Regions from separate parts of the Homo sapiens genome. Here region 1 is linked to region 2. A link is an interaction called in ENCODE POLR2A ChIA-PET data of the cell type or tissue named here. Cell type or tissue: PC-9. All regions are shown on one strand. Links, peaks and the distances in the headings refer to the core of each region. The heading gives the core; the rest is flanking DNA.

Region 1 (10,422 bases), core at 1,588-9,587, 140 kb before region 2:
AATTGCCATTCTTAAAGACGCCGATAGAACTATGAAAAATAAGTAGTAATAGTAGTAGTAGGAAGAAGAGGAGGAGAAGGAGGTTGGAGAATAGGGGAAGTTACCATGCTCTAGTAAACTGCAAGATGTTGGCATATGACAAACCTTGGTACAAGATATAAGACAAAATGAAATGGGATCGAGCGTATAATCCCTGTGGCTACTAACTACTGCATTAGTAGACAAAGCAACAATTAGGATGAGCCGTGAATGAGGATGTGGTGCTGTCCCTTAGGGCAGGTAATACCCAAAACATGCAGCCATACACTTGTCTATTCTCCAAAGAGCTGAACCACTGAAGAAATGGTGGTCTGAAATGGCTTGGAAGTCTAGGTGTTATTGGGAGCTTGGATTCGTCACGAGCCCCCTAGGGGCTTCACACACATACTGATTTTGCAGACTTCTACCCCCTCGAATATTCTGTGGAGAACAACCTATTTTTTTCTATCCTCTCCCAAACCGCCATGCTGAGCTCATCGCCTCTGAATTTATCTCCGTGTCAAGGAGAAGATGACAGCCAAAAGTAATACATTTTGTTTAAGTCAAGTCATGACACATCTATGCCAAATGGAGAACTCAGCTGGCAATTACCACACTGAAAAGTGGGACAAACAACAGAGCAAGGAATAGACCTAGAAGTACATTTAGGTGTCATTTCACCCACTGTATTTAACCAGAGAAAGAAAAAGAAAATGGAATTTTGATTTCAGAATCCAACCTTGGTTAATGGTTATTTGCAGAAAACTAGAAACATTTTAATTATTTTCAACTCCACACCATAACAGCTATCAAGGGAATGGAGACAAAACAAACAGGGACTTATTAAATACATAATTAATGTGCACTAAAATTCGCATATATGAATATGAGTAAGCTGGGACCATTATAAGGTATGCAACTGAAACGTGATCAATTAATTAAACCTGTTATTTGCTGGGGCTTTGGGAAAAATGGGGCCACCTCAACAGAGGAGGGAGACTCATCAGCAGATGAGATGGCTCCTTGGTGGTCCATCCTGCTTGCAAAGTAGCCAGGTATTTCAAGAAACAAAAATCTTAGAAAAGCTACAATTTTCTTTACAGTGAAGCAAAAATAAATCAAGCCCTTGTCAATCAAGACCTTAATCAAGACCATTGTCAAGCTACAAATAGATTACTTTATTCCCTCTTGCCTGGTCTCCAGTCTCCATTATAATCAAATAAAAATACTTTTCAGGCACTGCATCTGGTTTAGAAATATAGTCTGTGGCCAGGAAACAAAATGAAGAAAACTGGCAACACAGGAATGAAATCACTTGTAGCGATTATTAATAACCGTCCTCTTTTGAAATGGATTAAAGTGCAGTACAACAATAGGTTATAACATGGAAGAAGAATTCAGATATTCAGATATTCAGACCTTAAGAATGCACTTTATCCTTATCACAAAGCAGCAAATGAAGTGCTGTGCTTCCTAGCAGCCAAAGAATAAAAAAAGGTCTACACGATCAATGTCTGTCATTCCCACAGGGAGGCAAAGCTTTTCCAGGCAGTGTATTCTAAAAGTTTTATCTAGAGGCATTGGGGGATGAACAGGACAATGGCTCTAGCAGAAAGCTGACAATAAAGACTCCAGTGATTTTCATCTGACGGTTAACATCCTTTCTTTCAAACCTGAGTTAAGTCACAGGAGGCTGTTCTGTGAGAGGGGCTAAGCTGACATAGACCAATGATGTTGGCTTGGGCTGGGGTGAGGAGAGGTTGTCTACTGGCAGATAACACATAACACCAGAGGACAAGATGATGAGCTACTATTTCAGCCCTTGTGCAGCTCCTTCCATCCCCCGACATCAGACATCATGATGCTCTCGAGCCTGCTACACAAGTCCCGGCACAACTCGCAACCCACTTCAGTCCCCAACTCAGGAAATAAGAAAAAAACTCAGAACCAACAGGAGCAAGAGAATGGTATCACAGGATGACTCTGCAGCATCCTGAATTTATCAGAAACAATGTGAAAAGGCTGACATTTAAATTATTTTATTCACAATATATGTAGGACATACCCCATGACTGAGAACAGCTCTCTTACACTGTCTTCCAGAAATGGAACTCCTCCCAAGGCAAGCTTGGGTAGGCACTACACAACAAACAATTTGTGAAGTTACTTTTTTTTGCTAAGGGTCTAGTGCAGTGTCATCCAGTAGAACTTCCTGTGATCATGGAAGCGTTCTACATCTTGTGTTGTCCAACACAGTAGCCACTAGATACAAGTATTTGATGTGTGGCTAAGTCATGCTAAGGAGCTAAAGTTTGCATTTTATTCCAGTTTAACTCATGTAAATTTAGAGAACTACAGGTGGCCAGGGACTATGGAATTGGACACAGCAAGTCTAAAAGATCTTACTAGGCTGGGCACGGTGGCTCACGCCTATAATCCCAGCACTTTGGGAAGCTGAGGCGGGTGGATCACCTGAGGTCATGAGTTTGAGACCAGCCTGGCCAATATGGTGAAACCCCATCTCTACCTAAAATACAAAAATTACCTGCGCATGGTGACACACGCCTGTAATTCCAGCTATTGAGGAAGCTAAGGCAGGAGAATAGGTTGAACCTGGGAGGCGGAGGTTGCAGTGAGCTGAGATTGCGCCACTGCACTCCAGCCTGGGCCACAGAGTGAGACTCCAACTCCATAAACAAAACAATAAAATAAAATAAAATAAAATAAAATAAAAGATTGTATTAAACCATGTTCTAGCCAATACCTGGCCATGGGAGAAAGACAACTGGAAGTTATTGGAAACTTTGCTTCCTAATACAAAAATGTATTCAAATTCTCTTGCTTTAGTTTTCTCTTTAATTTACATAATAGGTAGGAGGATGGCATAATACAATCGACGTGGAAATGAGTCTTGATTTTAACCCCAATCCTAGCGCAGCATTAGACTTTCACTCTGGCTGTAGCTTCCTTGATCTGAAGGCCAGAAAGTAGGGCTCAGGCATCTGCGCGTCTGTCGCCTGTGCAGGAGATGACAGAATGTCTAAAAGTTTCCCTGCCACTTTTATTTGGGATCACGGAGGATTCCCAGAGTTGTGATTTTGCCCTCTGGGCGTTGGTGCCAACTCTCATGCTCAAATCCAACAGCGTCATTTAGAAGTGTGCTACCGGCTTCTGCCTCAGTGCACACCAGGAACATGATATGTTGAGCAAAATGTCATCCCATGTAGGAGCCTGTGCTAATTATAATGTCAGGCTTCCCACTGAGATACTGATAATTAAAGGAGAATATTACAATGTTTTCAAACTCCTGCAGTAAATGAGAAGCATCTTCAAATGTAACCTGTTGGAGATGAAAATTAAAGCCATCTGTGACGTCCCCATTTAAGACCTCCACAACCAGAACCAGACAATTTTTGAGGATCAAAGCAAGTTGAAGGCAAAAGTAGGTGGGTGGTAGAGTTTGGGGGAAGAGGAGGAGGTGGAGGGGAATTAATGTTTTCCAGGTCCTGCTGTGTTCTAGGAACCACAATACTCTTTATTTTTTTATTGAGACAGGTCTTGCTCTGTCACCCAGGCTGGAGTGCAGTGGCACAAGCACGGCTCACTGCAGCCTCTACCTCCTGGGCTCAAGTGATTCTCCTGCCTCAGCCTCCTGAGTAGTTGGGACTATAGGCATGTGCCACCACGCCCAGCTAATTTTTGTATTTTTTGTAGAGACGGGGTTCTGCCACGTTGCCCAGGCTGGTCTTGAACTCCTGAGTTCAAGTGATCTGCATGCCTCGGCCTCCCAACGATACACTCTGAATAGCAGATAACACAGTGGGTGGCCCTGCTTGTTGCTACTGCTGTCGTCTCAATAATGAACTGCCAAGTAGCTATTATCTGCATTTTACAGCTGGGAAAGCTAAGACTCTCATGATCTCACCTAAGGTTACCTACCTAGTAAAGCATTTGGTGGCTCCAGGATCCAAGTCTTGGCCTTTCTGCTCTAAAGGTTGTGCTTGTCCTATGCCTGTGGGCGACCACCTGCTTGGGTCCTGGAGCATCAGTGGTGGTGATAGGTGTGCAGGGGCCTCACAGGCATTCATTTTACACATCTCCTAGAGCACCCACAGTGGTGGGCCCTGTGTACGGTGAGGCTTCCTGCCCAGGTTTCCCTGCCCAAGTCTCCTTGCTGAACTGAGCCCGATGCATCTGGAGTGAGAACTACGCCAACGTGGTGCTGCAGACATTAACATTTAATGTGGCAAGCTTAAGAAAAGCAAGAAGCATTTCCTGAACTTCTCTGTAACTCTCTCTGAAAAACAGTGTGATCCACGGGAAGAAAAGAAACACAGAGCTCACCAGTGAGACACAACACACGGAGACAGAGTGTGAGTTAAGCTGTACCCATCATTGCTTGTGTGGCCTCGGGCTTTTTTTTTTTTGAGACAGGGTCTCGCTCTGTTACCCAGGCTGGAGTGCAGCGGCACGATCTCAGTTTTCTGCAGCCTCCACATCCCAGGCTCAAGCGATTCTCCTGCCTCAGCCTCCCGAGTAGCTGTGACTGCAATCACGCGCCACCATACCCCACTAATTTTTGTATTTTTTGTAGAGATGGGGTTTCCCCACGTTGCCCAGGCTGGTCTTGAACTCCCAGGTTCAAGCGATTCACCTGCTTCGGCCTCCTAAAGTGCTGAAATTACAGGTGTGAGCCACCGTGCCTGGTCTTGGGCTTGATCTTTAAACTTTCTAGGTCTCAGTTTCTAAAATGTAAAACAGGGACGCAAATATCTAAATCATGTATGTGGTGCACTTTATACAGCGTCTGGAACCTTGAAAGGCCCCCGTAAGTGGCAGCCTTTAGCATTATTGGTATATTTTATTATGGTCAATGATGCATGCCTTTGTGTGGTGTTCTGCTTCCTCATTAACTGAGCCTGAGTCGCCGGCTACTGAGAAGGCCCCTCCAGTTTCTGGAAGCAGAGCAATGTGAAGCAGAAGCTGTTGCATCACGGTTTCTCCTGGAAAGGTCTGTACCTAACAGTAGAATTTTCTGCTCAGTCTTTACCCCAGGAAAATGAAAAATCAACATGTTCTTTCTCATGGCTAGTAGCTCCTTTCTTGCAAGTCGGGGCCCTGGTCTCGCACTGCTGCCCCTCCAAAGCCACCCTTTGCAGCACGGGGAGACTGCACAAGGGCAAGCTGAAGGTCCAGGCTCACATCACCAATGTCAGCAGCAGCAGCCTCCCTGGCCACCTGCAGCTGTCCGCAGACTTTTCAGCATTCCAACAGATCCTCCATATTCCACACAAAATCAAAATCCACAGCAACTGCCACCTCGTTGGAAAGCAGGGCTCAAAAAACAACTTTATTTTTCTCCTGTCTATTGACTTGGAGGAAAATTCACTAGATTTTTTAAAAATGTACTATAAAAATGTATATTGCTCAAAAAAAAAAAAAAAAAAAAAAGCAGGACTCATAGACACCCCAAGCAAGTGCCATGGTAGGTGGGACAGAGATTATCCCTTTGTGTCAAAGGACTCTGCTGGATGGAATGAATGGGAAGGAACTTAACAAAAAGAACTGGCTTCAAAGAGTTCAAAGGTTTCCATATGACCCAGCAATTCTACTCCAAGGTATGTACCCAAGAGAACACAGGTCCATACAAAGACATAAACACACATAGCAGCATTACTTACAACACCCAAAAAAGTAAAAACAATCCAAATGTCCATCAAGTGATGAAACAGTAAACAAAACACGGTGTATCCATAGAATAGAGTATTATCTGGCCAGAAAAAGAAAGACTTACTGATACATGCTACAACATCAACGAAACTTGGAAGCATCATGCCAAGTGAAAGAAACCAGACACAAAAACATACATATTACATGATACCGTTTAAATGAAAGTCAGTCCCGGTTAGGGAAACTGTAGAGACAAAGTAGATTAGTGCAGGGGCTGGAGGGAGGGAGGAATGGGGAGTGACTGCTAATAAGCATGCAGTTTCTTTTTTTCCTCAGAGGTACTGCTCAAAGAGTGTGGGGTTTCTTTACAGGGTGATGAGAGTATTCAGGAATAGTGGTAGGTTGGGTACAGTGGCTTACACCTATAATCTCAGCACTATGGGAGGCTGAAGCAGGAGGTTCTCTTGAGGCCAGCAGTTCGAGGCCACCCTGGCCAACACAGCAACACCCTTGTCTCTACTGGAAGAAAAAAATTAAAATTAAAAATTAAAAAGATAGTGATGGTGGTTGCACAACCTTTCAGATATACTAAAACCACTGAATTGTGAAATTTATTTTTCTTTCCTTTTCTTTTTTTTTTTTTTTGAGACAAGGTCTTGCTCTGTCACCTTGGCTGGAGTGCAGTGGCACAACCACGGCTCACTGCAGCCTTGACCTCCAGGGTTCAAGCAATCCTCCCACCCTAGCCTTCCAAGTAGCTGGGACCACAAGCGTGCACCACCACACCTGGCTAGTTTTTTAATTTTTCGTAGAGATGGGGGTCTCGTCATGTTGCCCAGGATGGTCTCCAACTTCTGGGCTCAAGCGATCCACCCACCTCAGTCTCCCAAAATGCTGGGATTACAGGCATGAGCCACTGTGCCTGGCCTTGAATTGTGAACTTTAAAAGGGTGAATTTTATGGTATGTGAATCATATCACATTCTTTTAAAAAAGTTAACAGGGACTCTTTCCTCAGTGTGGAAGTGTAATTGACAGACCTCCTAACTACCAGTGAGCGTGGGGATGAGAAAATGCCACACAATAAAGTTGCTTGAGAAAGAGAGAGATTGAGCGACAGATCATGTGTGAGATGGAGTAGGGTCAGTAACCATTTAAATATGCCACTGACCTTGAGAAAAAGAATGTCAGCTATAATCACAAGCCACAAACGTCTGTCACTGTGAATTGGCTCATCACGAAGAACTGAGGGATAACATGGAGTTATGATAGCAGTGGAGGCAGGCAGGGGAAAAGGGCCCATGAGATATGGATGGCAGCACTCTCCCCCATTCCCTGCCATCCCCACTGCACATGTATAAGCTAAGTAAATATTACGTCGTCTTTTACTAACACCCCAAAACTCTCACTTGATGAAGGACCAGGGGAGTAAGTTGCTGAATGGGCTCATTAAGACTTAGGAATTCTTTAGAGGCTCAAACACAGAAAGCCAGTGATGGGAAATAAGGATGACACAGCTGATAGCCCATGGGAGTCCCAGGGTGAGACTAAGACTCCATAAGAGCCAGGCTTAGACTTATAAAGGAATGCTGGCTGCTGAAGACATTTCAGAACTCAAGCTAAGAATCTCTGGCCTGCATTCAGAAGATACCTTTGGTCTCTGTGGTTGGCCAAATGATGGCTCCAAATATATCCAGGTCCTCATTCCTGAAACCTGTGAATGTTACCTTTCATGACAAAGGAGATTTTTCAGATATGATTATCCTGGATAATCTGGGTGGTCCCTCAATGCAACCACAAGAATCTTTATAAAAAGGCAGAGGGAGATTTGGCACAGAAGAGAAAGCAGTGATCCTGGAGGTACTGATTGGAGTGATGTGGCCACAAGCCAAGGAATGCCTGCAGCCTGCAGAAGCTGGAAGAGGCCAGGAATGGATTATCCCCTAGAGCCCCCGGCAAGAACACGGCCCTTCCAACCCCTTGACTTTATCACAGTGAAACTGATGTCAGACTTCTGGCCTCCAGAACTGCAGGAGAATAAATCTGGATTGTTTTAAGCCACTAAGTTTGTGATAATTGGTTACACCAGCCAAAGAAAACCAAGGCAGTCCTTCATTCTGCTTCTAACTTGTCTAAATATTAAAACATCCCCAGTAAGATGATCTCTAGCATAAAGGAATAACATCTCTCTACTTCTGTGCATAAGTTGAGGGTTGAGGTGTTGAAGTGGTTAGGTGATGGTAACTCCTTGATGAACTGAGTCTGATGCAGCTGGAGTGAGAACCACGCCAACGTGGTGCTGCAGACATTAACGTTTAATGTGGCAAGCTTAAAAAAGGCAAGAATTTCACCTTTCCAAAAAAGCATTTTTATCTGATCGCAAGTCATAAATATTTACTACAGGAAAGCTTAGTTATAAATCTCACAAAAACAGGAAGAAAATAAAAGTCATCTGCAATCCTATCACCCAGGAATAACCAACCACTGTGAACATTTTCATGTCTAAATTTGGGTTCCTGTTCCCTGAAACAAAAAATCACTTTGGATTAAAATCCCAAGCATTTCTTTGAAAGCCATTATCAGGAGCTGGCAATGAGGACAGGCCACATGACCAAAACCAACTGTTGTGTGGTTCTAGCAACACAAACAGTGGTCCCCAGGCCTCTATGTCATAGCAACAACCAGCAAAACAAACTTGGCTCTTGATACTATTGAGAGGAAAATAAAAAGCATGGAATTCACCTACCCTCTTCTCTGGACCTTTAAAATAATTTCAAACACAAAAGGCAGCAAGAGTCTGCCAATGTATCATCAGGACCCACATGAGTCAATGTCCTCCCTTGGCCCACCTGGACAATGTAGAAAGAAAATTAGGCGGCTGGGAGTGGTGGCTCACACCTGTAATCCCAGCACTCTGGGAAGCCAAGGTGGGCGGATCACCTGAGGTCAGGAGTTTGAGACCAGCCTGGCCAACATGGCAAAACCCCGCCTCTACTAAAAGTACAAAAATTAGATGGGCGTGGTGGTGGGTGCCTGTAATCCCAGCTACTCAGGAGGCTGAGGCAGGAGAAGCTTGAACCTAGGAGGCGGAGGTTGCAGTGAGCTGAGATCGCGCCACTGCACTCTACCCTGGGTGACAAGAGCGAGACTCCATCTCAAAAAGAAAGAAAATTGGCTGGGTGCAGTGGCTCATGCCCGTAATCCTAGCACTCTGGGAGGCCGAGGCAGGCAGATCACAAGGTCAGGAGATCAGGACCATCCTGGCTAACACGGTGAAACCCCGTCTCTACTAAAAATACAAAAAATTAGCCAGGCGTGGTGGGGGGCGCCTGTAGTCCCAGCTACTGGCGAGGCTGAGGCAGGAGAATGGTGTGAACCTGGGAGACGGAGCTTGCAGTGAGCTGAGATGGCGCCACTGCACTCCAGCCTGAGTGACAGAGCAAGACTCCGTCTCAAAAAATAAAAAATAAAAAATTAGGACACCTAACTCTCAAACAGCCCCTCCTCTCTTAGAATGGAGGGCAGGTACCCAATGCACCAGTTCTTCTAGGTGCTCAAGTATATAATACATATTGAATACATCAAAGCTTCAGTATGTGTTATAACATTGGGCCCCCCAAAAAGAACGCAGTATAGAACTTCTTGCAAGAAGCTCCATCTATCAGGGGCAAATAAACATGTTTAAATACAGGTAATTGCATCCATCAAGAGTTGAATGAATAAAGAAAATATGGTACATACACACAATGGCGTATTATTCAGCCACATAAATGAATGAGATCCGGTCATTTGCAACAACATGGATGGAACTGGAGGTTATTATGTGAAGTGAACTAAGCCAGGCATGGAAAGACAAACTTCTCATGTTCTCACTTATTTGTGGGAGCTAAAAATTAAAACAATTGAACTCATGGAGATAGAGAGGAGAAGGATGTTTACCAGAGGCTGGGAAGGGCAGTCGGGGAGTCGGGGGAAAGTAGTGATGGTTAATAGGTACAAAAAAAAATAGATGAGTCAGACCTAGTAGTTGACAGCACAACAGGGTGGCTATAGTCAATAATATAATAATTGTACATTTTAAAATAACTACAAGTATAACTGGATTGTTGGTAACACAGAGGATAAATGCTTAAGTTGATGGGTTATGCATTACATACCTGTATCAAAATATTTCATGCAGGCCAGGCGAGGTGGCTCACACCTGTAATCCTAGCACTTTGGGAGGCTAAGGCGGGAGAATCTATTGAGCCCAGGAGTTCGAGACTAGCCTAGGCAACATGGCAAAACCCTGTCTCTACAAAAAATACAAAAAAAAAAAGAAATTAGCTGGGTGTGGTGGTATGCACCTGTAGTCCCAGCTACTCAGGAGGCTGAGGTGGGAGGATCAACTGAGCCCAAGGTTGAGGCCGCAGTGAGCCATGATCACACCACTGCACTCCAGCCTGAGTGACAGAGAGAGATCTTGTCTCAAAAAACTATGTGTGTGTGTGTGTGTGTGTGTGCACGCACGCGCATATGTATTTCATGGCCCCATAAATATACATACCTATGTTACTGACAAAAATTAAAAATAAATAAATAAATAAAACACACAAACAGGTAATTGTAAGTCAGAGTGATAATTATGGTAACAGAAGATAAAGGATACAGCAAGACAGCACAAAGGAAGGAGTGATTAACTTTGTTAAATAAATGAAATTAATAATAAATATTTCTATGATTCTTCACAGTTATC
Region 2 (10,422 bases), core at 1,312-9,311:
TCCTCTCCCATTTCCATTCAGGGGCCCTGAGCCAACGGAGACTTAATAATTATTTTCCATCATTACAACCCTCCGAGAAGCTTACAAAGAAAAGGTCACTGTTTCTAAGTTTGTTCTTCTCTATTTGCCAAACACAGATTATTTCCTGGGGTCCATGAGGATCTCTTCCCAGACTGTAGCAACCAAAGACAGCCCTCACTAGGCCTCTTGGAGCCGGCTTTAGAAACAGGATATTGCTCTGCCCGTGGAAATCACTGTGGTCATCACATTTAGTTGTCTGGCCTCCTGTCCTGACCTTCCCTGCCAAGGTCAAGTTTTGGCCAACCCTCCTGTTGGATATTCTTTTTAATTTGTCCAGGTCTCAAAAATAAACACCAACCTCTGTGGTAGGTCAGGCAGGAAGGAAAAGGATGCTGTGGGTTGCTGGACACCATGACCAGCTCCTTCAACCGAGCTCCTGGACAGCGACCACACAGGCTTCAGCTGAGCCCTTTGTGCCCACATGCACACCACGAAGCCCACCATAAATACCCCAAGCTGCCTTCTGCTTGTCCTTTCCTTAGGAAACGTGAACAAACAATAACATAGAAAAATTATGGAAACCATCTTTTCCTTGCATAAAAGTTGGCTCAAACAACTAGTTAAGATTAGGTTTGATTAGAAGAAATAGAAAACCCTACTGCAGCGACTTACACAGGAAAGGTTTATTTGTCTGGGTCAGCAGAAGGACCAGGGTCAGCCATCCAGCGGGTACAGTGGCCCCAGCACTGCCGGGGGGGCACCAGGCTACTCTGTCACCTGAGTGATGGCTGTCGCACCCCAAGGACCACCCTGCTGTTTCCAGGAGAAGGAAGGGCAAGTAGAAGATGAGAAGGGACAACCTCCCTGATGACTTTTGCTGACCTCACATGGTTTCCCTGGGCTGCAGGGGAGGCTGTAGGTCTAGGAATTATAGGTAGGCACATTGCTAGATCAAACAGAATTGGAGTTCTGTTAGAAAGACAAAAGGATAAGTGGATTTTTTTCTTTTTTGAGACAGGGTCTCACTCTGTCACCCTGGCAGGAGTGCAGTGGCACAATCACAGCTCACTGCAGCCTCGACCTCTGGGGCTCAGATGATCCTCCCACTTCAGCTTCCCAAGTAGCTGGGATCACAGGCATGTGCCACCATGCCCAGCTAATTTTTTAAAATTTTTTGTAGAGATGGAGTTTCACCATGTTGCCTAAGCTGGTCTTGAACTCCTGGGCTCAAGCGATCCACGTACCTCGGACTCCCAAAGTGCTGAGATTAAGGCATGAACCACCGCACCTGGCCAGTAAGTGATTCAGTAGGTACCATGGTCTGAAAGTTTGTGTCCTCCCAAAATTAATACAGTGGATTCCTAAGCTCCGAGGTGACAGTCCAGTCTTGTGTGCATGATGACATGAAAGTCAACAGTGGGTGACATATAAGACAGTGATTCCACAGGATCATAACAGAGTGAAAGATTCCTATTGCCTAGTGACATCTGGATGATCCTGACCCTTTGTAGGCCTAGGCTAACATTCGTGCTTATTTTATTTTTTATTTTCTTGAGATGGAGTCTCACTCTGTCACCCAGGCTGGAGTGCAGTGGCGCGATCTGGCTCACCGCAACCTCTACCTCCCAGGTTCAACTGATTCTCATGCCTCAGCCTCCTGAGTACCTGGGATTACAGGCGCCCGCCACCACACTTGGCTAATTTTTGTAATTTTAGTAGAGACAAGGTTTTGCCACGTTGGCCAGGCTGGTCTCTAAGTCTTGACCTCAGGTGATCCACCCACCTTGGCCTCCCAAAGTGCTGGGATTACAGGTGTGAGCCACCACACCCGGCCTAATGTTTGCATTTGTATCTTCATTTTGTACCAAAAAAAAAAAAAAAAAATTAAGTAAAAAGGAATTTAAATTTTTTAATAGAAAAAAGCTTACAGAACAAAGATATCAAACAAGAAAATACCTTTGTACAGCTACAGCTTTACAGTGTGTTTTAAGCTAAGTGTTATTACAAAAGAGTCAAAACGTTTTTACAAGCTGATAAGGTAAAAATGTTACAGTAAGTTAAGGCCAATGTATTATTGTAGAAAAATATTTTGATTGCTTTAGTGTAGCTTAAGTATACAGTGTTTACAAAGTCTACGGTAGTGTATAGTAATGTCCTAGGCCTTCACATTCACTCACCACTCACTCACTGACTCACTGACTCACCCAGAGCAACTTCCAGCCCTGCAAGCTCCATTCATGATGAGTGCCCTAGACAGGTGTACTACCTCTTATCTTTTATACCATGTTTTTACTGCACCTCTTCTATGTTCAGATACACAAATACTTGTCATTGTGTTACAGTTGTCCACAGCATTCAACACAGTAACATACTATACAGGTTTGTAGCCTCGGAGCAATAGGCTACACCCTACAGCCTATGTGTGCAGTAGGCTATCCCATCTTTGTTTGGGTAAGTACACTCTATGATGTTTGAACAATGAGACATTTCTCAGCATGTATCCCCACCGTTGAGTAATGCATGACTTTATTAGAAGGTAGGGCCTTTGGGAGATGATTAGGTCCAGGGTTAGTGCCCTTATAAAGAGGTCCTAGACCAGGCGGTGGCTCACACCTGGAATCCTCACAATTTGGGAGGCCAAGGCACATGGATCACCTAAGGTCAGGAGTTTGAGACCAGCCTGACCAACATGGTGAAACCCTGTCCCTACTAAATACAAAAAAATTAGCCAGGTGTGGTGGTGCATGCCTATAATCCCAGCCACTTTGGAGGCTGAGCCAGAAGAATCACTTGAACCCTGGAGGCAGAGGTTGCAGTGAGCCGAGATTGTGCCATTGCACTCCAGCCTGGGCAACAAAAGTGAAAACTTCATCTCAAAAAATAAAATAAATTAAATAAATTTTAAAAATAAAGAGGTCTTAGAGAGCTGCCTCACCCCTTCCGCCATGTAAGGACACAGTGAGAAGGTGCCCTCTATGAACCAGAAAGTGAGCTTTTCACAGACACAAATCTGCTGCTGCCTTGACCTTGGACTTCCCAGCCTCCAGACCTGTGAGAAATAAATGTCTGTTGTCTATAAGCTACCCACTTTATACTATTTTGTTATAGCAGCCCAAATGGACTAAGACAGTAGGGTATCAGTTCAGCTGCTGTAACAAAGATAGAAAGCGAACAATGACTGAAGTACAATAGACCATTATTTCTTAGCCAGTATTATTTCTTAGGTAAAAGTCCTGGTAGTAAGGCTACAGCAGGTATGGTGTATAGAGCAGGTATCAAGAAGGACTGAGGCTTTGAGAAAACAAGAATGAAAATGGCAGATAGGCCAGGCGTGGTGGCTCACACCTGTAATTCCAGCACTTTGGGAGGCTGAGGCGGGTGGATCACGAGGTCAGGAGATTGAGACTATCCTGGCTGAAATGGTGAAACCCCGTCTCTACTAAAAATACAAAAAATTAGCCGGGCGTGGTGGCGGGCACCTGTAGTCCCAGCTACTCGGGAGGCTGAGGCAGGAGAATCACTTGAACCTGGGAGGAGGAGGTTGCAGTGAGCCGAGATCATGCCACTGCACTCCAGCCTGAGCGACAGAGCGCGACTCCATCTCAAAAAAAAAAAAAAAAAAAAAAAGGCAAATAATGTCTTAGCATTCTTATGAAAATTAATATTTGAATTTTTAAATTATTATTATTATTTTAACCTCTCAGCTCCCTTGAAAGGATCTTGAGGAAACTCTAGGCAGTCCCCCAAACACACTTTGAGAACTACCACTTTAAGATCACACCTCTTTAATAAATGAACAAAAGGATAAAGACATGGCAAACAACAACTCAGTCCCTAGGTCTCACACTCACCCTCCATTCCAATTTTCCACTTAAAAAGAAAAAGAGTGATAACTGAAATGTTAGAGAAAGTATGAATCATCAATGGGCAACAACCACTGCTGGGAAAATGACACCGAGGGGGAAAATCCTCATTTGCAGAAAGGCACAGAAATGTCTCTGTTGGCCGGGCGCGGTGGCTCACGCCTGTAATCCCAACACTTTGGGAGGCCAAGGCAGGCGGATCACGAGGTCAGGAGATCGAGACCATCCAGGCCAACATGGTGAAACCCCAATCTCTACTAAAAATACAAAAATTAGCCTGGCATGGTGGCACGTGCCTATAATCCCAGCTCCTCGGGAGGCTGAGGCAGGAGAATCACTTGAACCCGGGAGGCAGAGGTTGGAGTGAGCTGAGATCGTGCCATTGCACTCCAGCCTGGCAACAGAGCAAGACTCCGTCTCAAAAAAAAAAAGAAAAAAGAAAAAAAGAAATGTCTCTGTTAGGTCTCAGGATTATATATTGTAACCAATGTTACAAAGGGACAGGAGTGGTGGGAATTTCTAACATGGTGCCCCCAAAGATGTTTTGCCCTTATCCCCAGGACCTATGACTATGACACGCCATCAGTACCATGCTGTGGTGTGTTGTGAGTCACAGCTTGCGTTAGGATAAGATTACCCGGTTGGGCCTGACCTAGTCCCAGGAGCCCTGAAAAGCAGAAAGCTGTGTCCAGTGAAGGCAGAAAGGGAAGTCAGAGAGATTCGAAAGTGAGAAAGTGCCTGAGCCATGACTGGCTGAAGAAGCAGGGAGCCACATGGGAAGGAATGTGGACGGCCCCAAGGAGTGGAGAGAGGCCCTGGCTAATAGCCAGAAAGGACATGGGGCCTCACTCCCGCAGCCCTGCTGTATCCTGCCAGCAGACAGGAGCTTGGAAGGGACTCCGAAATCCAGATGAGAACACGACCGGCTGACCCACCCACGTGCTCCCAACCCTCTGACCTATGGAGTTTTGAGCTAACAAAGGGTGCTGTTTAAAGCTGTTAGACTTATAATCATTTGTACACAGCAAGAGAAAACTAAAATACCAGGGCAGGAAAAGGAGCGTGTCCCCAGGCCCTAGTTCATGCAGATAAAACCTGTCTTGGATATCAGAGGCAAGGGGAGAACACCCCCACCCCTGGTGAGATACACCAGGGACAAGTTTAGATGAACCACCTGAAAAAGCATCAGAGAAAGTGAAAGAGCAAAGAGCAGAGAGAGGGACTAGGGACATGTGGGAAAGAACCATGAAGTGCTAGCACCTTCCATAAAACACACAAACAAAGGGCTGGAACAGAAACACCCCCACACAGCAACAATGAGTTTGGGGAAACGGTAGTGATATTATCCAAAGGGTAACGGCTCCCAAAGTGAATGAATGCTTCCTATTCAATAAAGCAGTAAAGTACCGAGGTGGCCTGGAGAGCACGGCCAGCCACCAGCTGCCTGGGAGAGCGAAGGTGCCCAGGAGACCGACTGCATCGGCACCTGTTCCCAGGAGCCTCTCCCACCCACAAAGCCACAGGAATAGCAACCAGCAGTGAGTCACCGGGTCACCAGAGAAAAACCAGCAAAATGTCAGTCTCCGAGCAAGCTTCTCTATCATTGGATTCCTAGCCAGGGTGGTCGTTGAGAATCTTCCAGGCCGTCCTCCAGCCTGCGAACGCAGGGGAAGTACGGGGAGGTTCTAGTGAGAATCTGGGCTGTCGTCTGGGCCCCATTTGTAAACCCCAAACCACAGCCCTCTTCCCTGCCCTTAGGCGTTCCCTGCCTTCCTCTTCCTCTTCCTTCCTTCCTTCCTCTTTCCCTTCTTTCCTCCCTTGCTCCCTCCCTCCCTTCATCAGATATTTACCGAGCATTGTTCCCTGTGAGTCACTGTGCTGGTGTTGGCGACACGGCCAAGAACAAGCCTAACAAAGTCCCTGTCCTCAAGGAGCCTACATTGTGGTGGGGAAACCGATGATAAAGAAGTAAAAAATATACAAACGAACAAACTGGATAAGGAAGGTTGCTGACAAGTTCTAGGAAGGAAATAAACAGAGAAAGCCACGCACATTGTGGGGGGTCAGGGAGGAGCTTGGGAGGAGACATTTGCACTGAGGCAGCCACGCACAGAGCTTCGGGAACTCTGTTTCAGAGAAAAGGAATAGCAGATGCAAAGGCCGGGAGGTGGGACAGGGCTTGGGGAGCTTCTAAGAAGGGGGTGGGGAGACTGTGGGGAGCATGGAAGTGGAGGTGAGGGAGTAAGGGGGACCAGTCAGGAGGCCAGGTTCTGGGACAGAGACAGTAATGCCTTAGGCTGGGGTGGAAAGGAGTGGACAGGATGGGTCCACAAGACCTTTTTGGAAAGGTGCCAACAGCACTTGTTCATGAGAACGAAAGGAAACAACAAATCATCTCTGTTATCATTGAACACTTAGGGCACGCCAACTCTGGTAAGGCCCTGCCTTCAGCCCTGGGATACAAAGAAGGATGAGGTCTGGGTCTTGCTTTCAATGAGGTGACTGACTAGCCAGAAACATAATTTTACAAAGATAAAAAAGAAGGCCCTTGCTCTGGGGCTGACATGGTTAGGTTTTGTGTCTCCACCCAAATCTCATCTTGAATTGTAAACCCCATAATCACCACGTGTCAAGGGAGAGACCACGCGGAGGCAACTGAATCATGGGGGCAGTTTCCCCCATGCTGTTCTCGTGATAGTGAGTGAGTTCTCACGAGATCTGATGGTTTTATAAGGGGCTCCTCCCCCTTCGCTTGCCACTTCTCCTTCCTGCCGCCTTGTGAAGAAGCTACTTTTTCCCCTTCACCTTCCGCCATTATTGTAACTTTCCTGAGGGCTCCCCAGCCACGCAGAACTGTGAGTCAATTAAACCTCCTTCCTTTATAAATTACCCAGTCTTGGGCAGTTCTTTATAATGGTCTGAAAACAGACTAATACAGGGGCTATGTAAGTGAGACAGATAATTCTCACTCCAGTTATGCTGAGAGGAACCTGGACTCCGAGAGCACATCTGATCCATGGAAATACTGTCTGTCTTCACCTGTCTTGAGAAGCAGAGCAGGCAATGGGATGAGGGACGGATAGAGACATTCCCAAACATTACTGGTGAAAGTGTAAATCAGTACAAGCTCAGGAGAGGGCAACTTGAGAATTTCTAGAAAAGGGAAAATTTGGGTCCTGATGTGTGAAGCGCCACAGAAAATCGAGCCAGTTCAGGCCCCTGCCTTGTCCCTACCCAGCTGAGCTGCAAGGAGGCTGCTCTGCAGAGCTCACACTAACCCACCTCCCTCCAACACAGGACCCCAAAACAAATCTTGCCTATAACAGGTAGCATGCTGGAAAACCAAGACCTCAGATGATGCAGCTGGCAGAGTCTCAAACCTATGCTACTGCCCAAGGTAGATGGAGGCAAAGCAGCATGCCCTCCTCCCATAACCTGCTCCCCAAAGCGGCAAGCACCCCTCCCATGACTTGCTCCCCAAAGCAGCACACCCACTTCCCATGACCTCCCCAAAATGGTGCATCCTTCTCCCACGACTTGCTGCTGGATCCACTGATTCCTACACCAGCTCTCCAGCTGGGACAGCCACCCTTCCTGTCCCCAGCCACCCTGCTCTGTTAAGACCATGACATCCTATTTGCATCTATAACTCCCACCAACAATAGCGGGACCCAGGTGCTTATTTATGAAGATATTACTGTACATGTACAAATCTCAAAGAATCATCTAAAGAACGATTATTAACAAAAAAAGGTATTTTGTTTGGTGGCTCAAGACAAAATTAGTGGTGGCTCAAGACAAAATCAATAGCTTTTCTATGCAAAAACAACGGCCAGATGGAATATGTCATGAAATAGGAGACCCCGTCTGTAATACTCATAAAAGGAAATGAAATACCCAGGAATACATTCAACCCTAAACATGAAAAGTCCTTATGAAGAAAACTTAAAATGCTACTGGGAGACGCGATGAGTAGCCTGGATAGATGGAGTGGTGAGCTTTGTTCTTAGGCAGAAACGCTCATCGTCATAAACCTGTCATTTCTGCCTACGTTAATGTAGAAATTTGAAACAAAGCTTGTAAAAAAAAATACCTAGACGATGTTCTTGAAATTCGCAAGCTGATGCTAAAGTTCACATGGGAAAATATGCTGTAAGAATAACCAAGAAACTTTTGAAAAGGAACGTAATACAAGTAATACAGAAGACGAATAGATGATAAGACGTGAAGTTGCAGCAACTGAAACAGAATAGTACCTGAAGAGGCAGAGCTGAAAAGATTAAAGCGGCACCATATAATAAAAATAGAATGTGAGGCTGGGCACGGTGGCTCATGCCTGTAATCCCGACACTTTGGGAGGCTGAGGCGGGTGGATCAAAGAGGTCAGGAGTTTGAGACCAGCCTGGCCAAGATGGTGAAACCCCGTCTCTACTAAAAATACAAAAATTAGCCAGGCATGATGGTGGGTGCCTATAATCCCAGCCACTATGGAGGCTGAGGCAGAGAATTACTTGAACCTAGAAGGCAGAGGTTATAGTGAGCTGAGATCATGCCACTGCATTCCAGCCTGGGTGACAGAGGGAGACTCCATCTCAAAAAAAAAAAAAAAATAGAATGTGAGCTACAAATATAACATTAAATTTTCTGGTAGGCACAATCACCAAGGGGAAGGAAACAGGTGAAATTAATTGTAATAACATATTTTATTTTATCCAAATATATCCAAAATAGTTTCACTTCAATAAGGTAAGCAATATAAAAATTGGTAATGAGATATTTTATACATATATATTTTTAGTAAGTCTTCAAAATCCACTGTGTATTTTTTATTTATAGCCCATCTCAATCTGGACTAGTCACACTTCAAGCACTCAATACACACATATGGCTGGCTAAATGGCTAGTTTATTATTCACCTTAGGACTACAAAAATCCAGAAGCAAATACGTAAATACATCTTCTGATTTAGTAAATTTTATAGCTGGCATTTACATTAACGGAGAAAAGATGGATTATTCAACAAATGGTATCAAGACTTCTGAGAGCCATCTGGAAATACATACATTTTAATCTCTATCTCACTTTTTATACCAAAATAGATTATTTTAATCCCTATCTCACTTTGTATACCAAAATAGATTCTGGATGAATTAAATATTTAAATGCAAAAAAAAAAAAAAAGGAAACCAAGTTGTAGAAAAAAAATAGGTATTTTTAATCCTCTTGGAATGAGGAAGACTTTACTAAGTATGAATCAAAAAAGACTAAGTTCAAAGAGGTACAAATTAAATAAAAATCTACATGGTTGGAAGCACCATAAACAGACTCACAAGTGACCAACTGAGAAAAGAATTATAATAATATTGCAGATAATTTTCTGAATACACAAGGAGCTCCAAAATAATGAGTTAGGAAAGACCAACCATGGAACAGAAAAGTAAGAGAAAGACACAGACACTTCACAGAAAGGGAAATACAAACAGCTTTGAAACACGTGGAAAGATGCTAAGCTGACTAATAAGACAAAGCTGTAGGCCGGAGCAGTGGCACACATCTGTAATCCCAGCCACTTGGGAGGCCAAGGCAAGAGGATTGCTTGAGGCCAGGAGTTTGAGACCAGCCTGGGCAGCATGGTGAGACTCCATCTCTAAAATTTTTTTTTTTTTTTAAACAAAGAAGACTCCATGAAATACCATTTTTTACCTATTCCTATTAACAAAAAATCAAAAATTTTACTAAAACCCTATAGGGATGGGGTATGGATAAAGACATTCTCAAACATTGCTGGTAAAAGTATAAATCAGTATAAGCTCAAGGAAGGGCAACTTGAGAATTTCTGTAAAAGGGAAAATTCACAAATATCCACTGTATAATCCCACTTTCAGAAACTTAGTTTTATAGATATGTTCACATGGACTCAAATACAGACGGTAGCTACTTTCTATCTGATGTGGTCCAAACTGGTCATTAATAGGTTAATTTTAAACATGGAAAATGGGAAGAATCTCCCCCCAAAAGTAATTTTAATTTCAAGCAAATAAATGTGCATTCACTTGCAAATCTTATGATGTAAATCAGAGGCCTCTTTCGTCCATATCGGTCAACTGATAAAAGTTCTGTTTCGTCTATTTTGCAAAAACCTTGTTCGTAATACTTCATTTACAATCTTCAGATTTTGTTTCTTTAAAGTGGTGGAAAGACTTAAAGACACCTGGGGAGAAATCTGGAAATAGAATCTCCATTTTTCTAATTCGTTGCCAAGTCTTTTTTTTTTTTAACAGCTGTCTCTACTATGCCTTATTTGACAGAAATTTGGTGATTCAATGTTAGCAAATCTCTTCAAATCTGAACTTTCATTAAAATTACATAACATTTGATGAAATCAAATGATGGCAGCAAGTGCAGCTAAAATAAATAGTTGGATTAATGAACAACTGACTCAGGTTGCACTGACGACAGGGCTGCAAGTGTTTGGAGTATAATGGGCAGCAGAAACACAGAGTGTCTATTATCCATGCATCTCCATCCAGGCAAGGTC

The links. ChIA-PET counts read pairs that join two places held together with the same protein. Peaks named below come from ENCODE experiments on the same cell type or tissue, not always from the same donor. Only the 100,000 strongest peaks of a DNase experiment are listed, where the experiment ranks them.
Region 1: POLR2A ChIA-PET joins it to region 2 with 19 read pairs; 3 of 35 experiments call an interaction of 5 or more read pairs at or near these places.

The regions. Positions count from the first base shown.
Region 1 is chr17:72,831,914-72,842,335 of GRCh38, forward strand. All of the region lies in intron 6 of SLC39A11 (solute carrier family 39 member 11), which reads right to left. Among named protein-coding and RNA genes, the nearest start is that of LINC00511, 200 kb to the left of the region's middle. In PC-9, for the core only: no CTCF peak of the experiment used is centred there; no DNase peak of the experiment used is centred there.
Region 2 is chr17:72,972,545-72,982,966 of GRCh38, forward strand. All of the region lies in intron 4 of SLC39A11 (solute carrier family 39 member 11), which reads right to left. Among named protein-coding and RNA genes, the nearest start is that of SLC39A11, 110 kb to the right of the region's middle. RefSeq lists an enhancer at 5,360-5,860. In PC-9, for the core only: no CTCF peak of the experiment used is centred there; DNase peaks (open chromatin) are centred at 2,217, 2,297, 4,607, 5,407 and 1 weaker place; H3K4me3 peaks cover 1,205 bases; H3K27ac peaks cover 4,630 bases.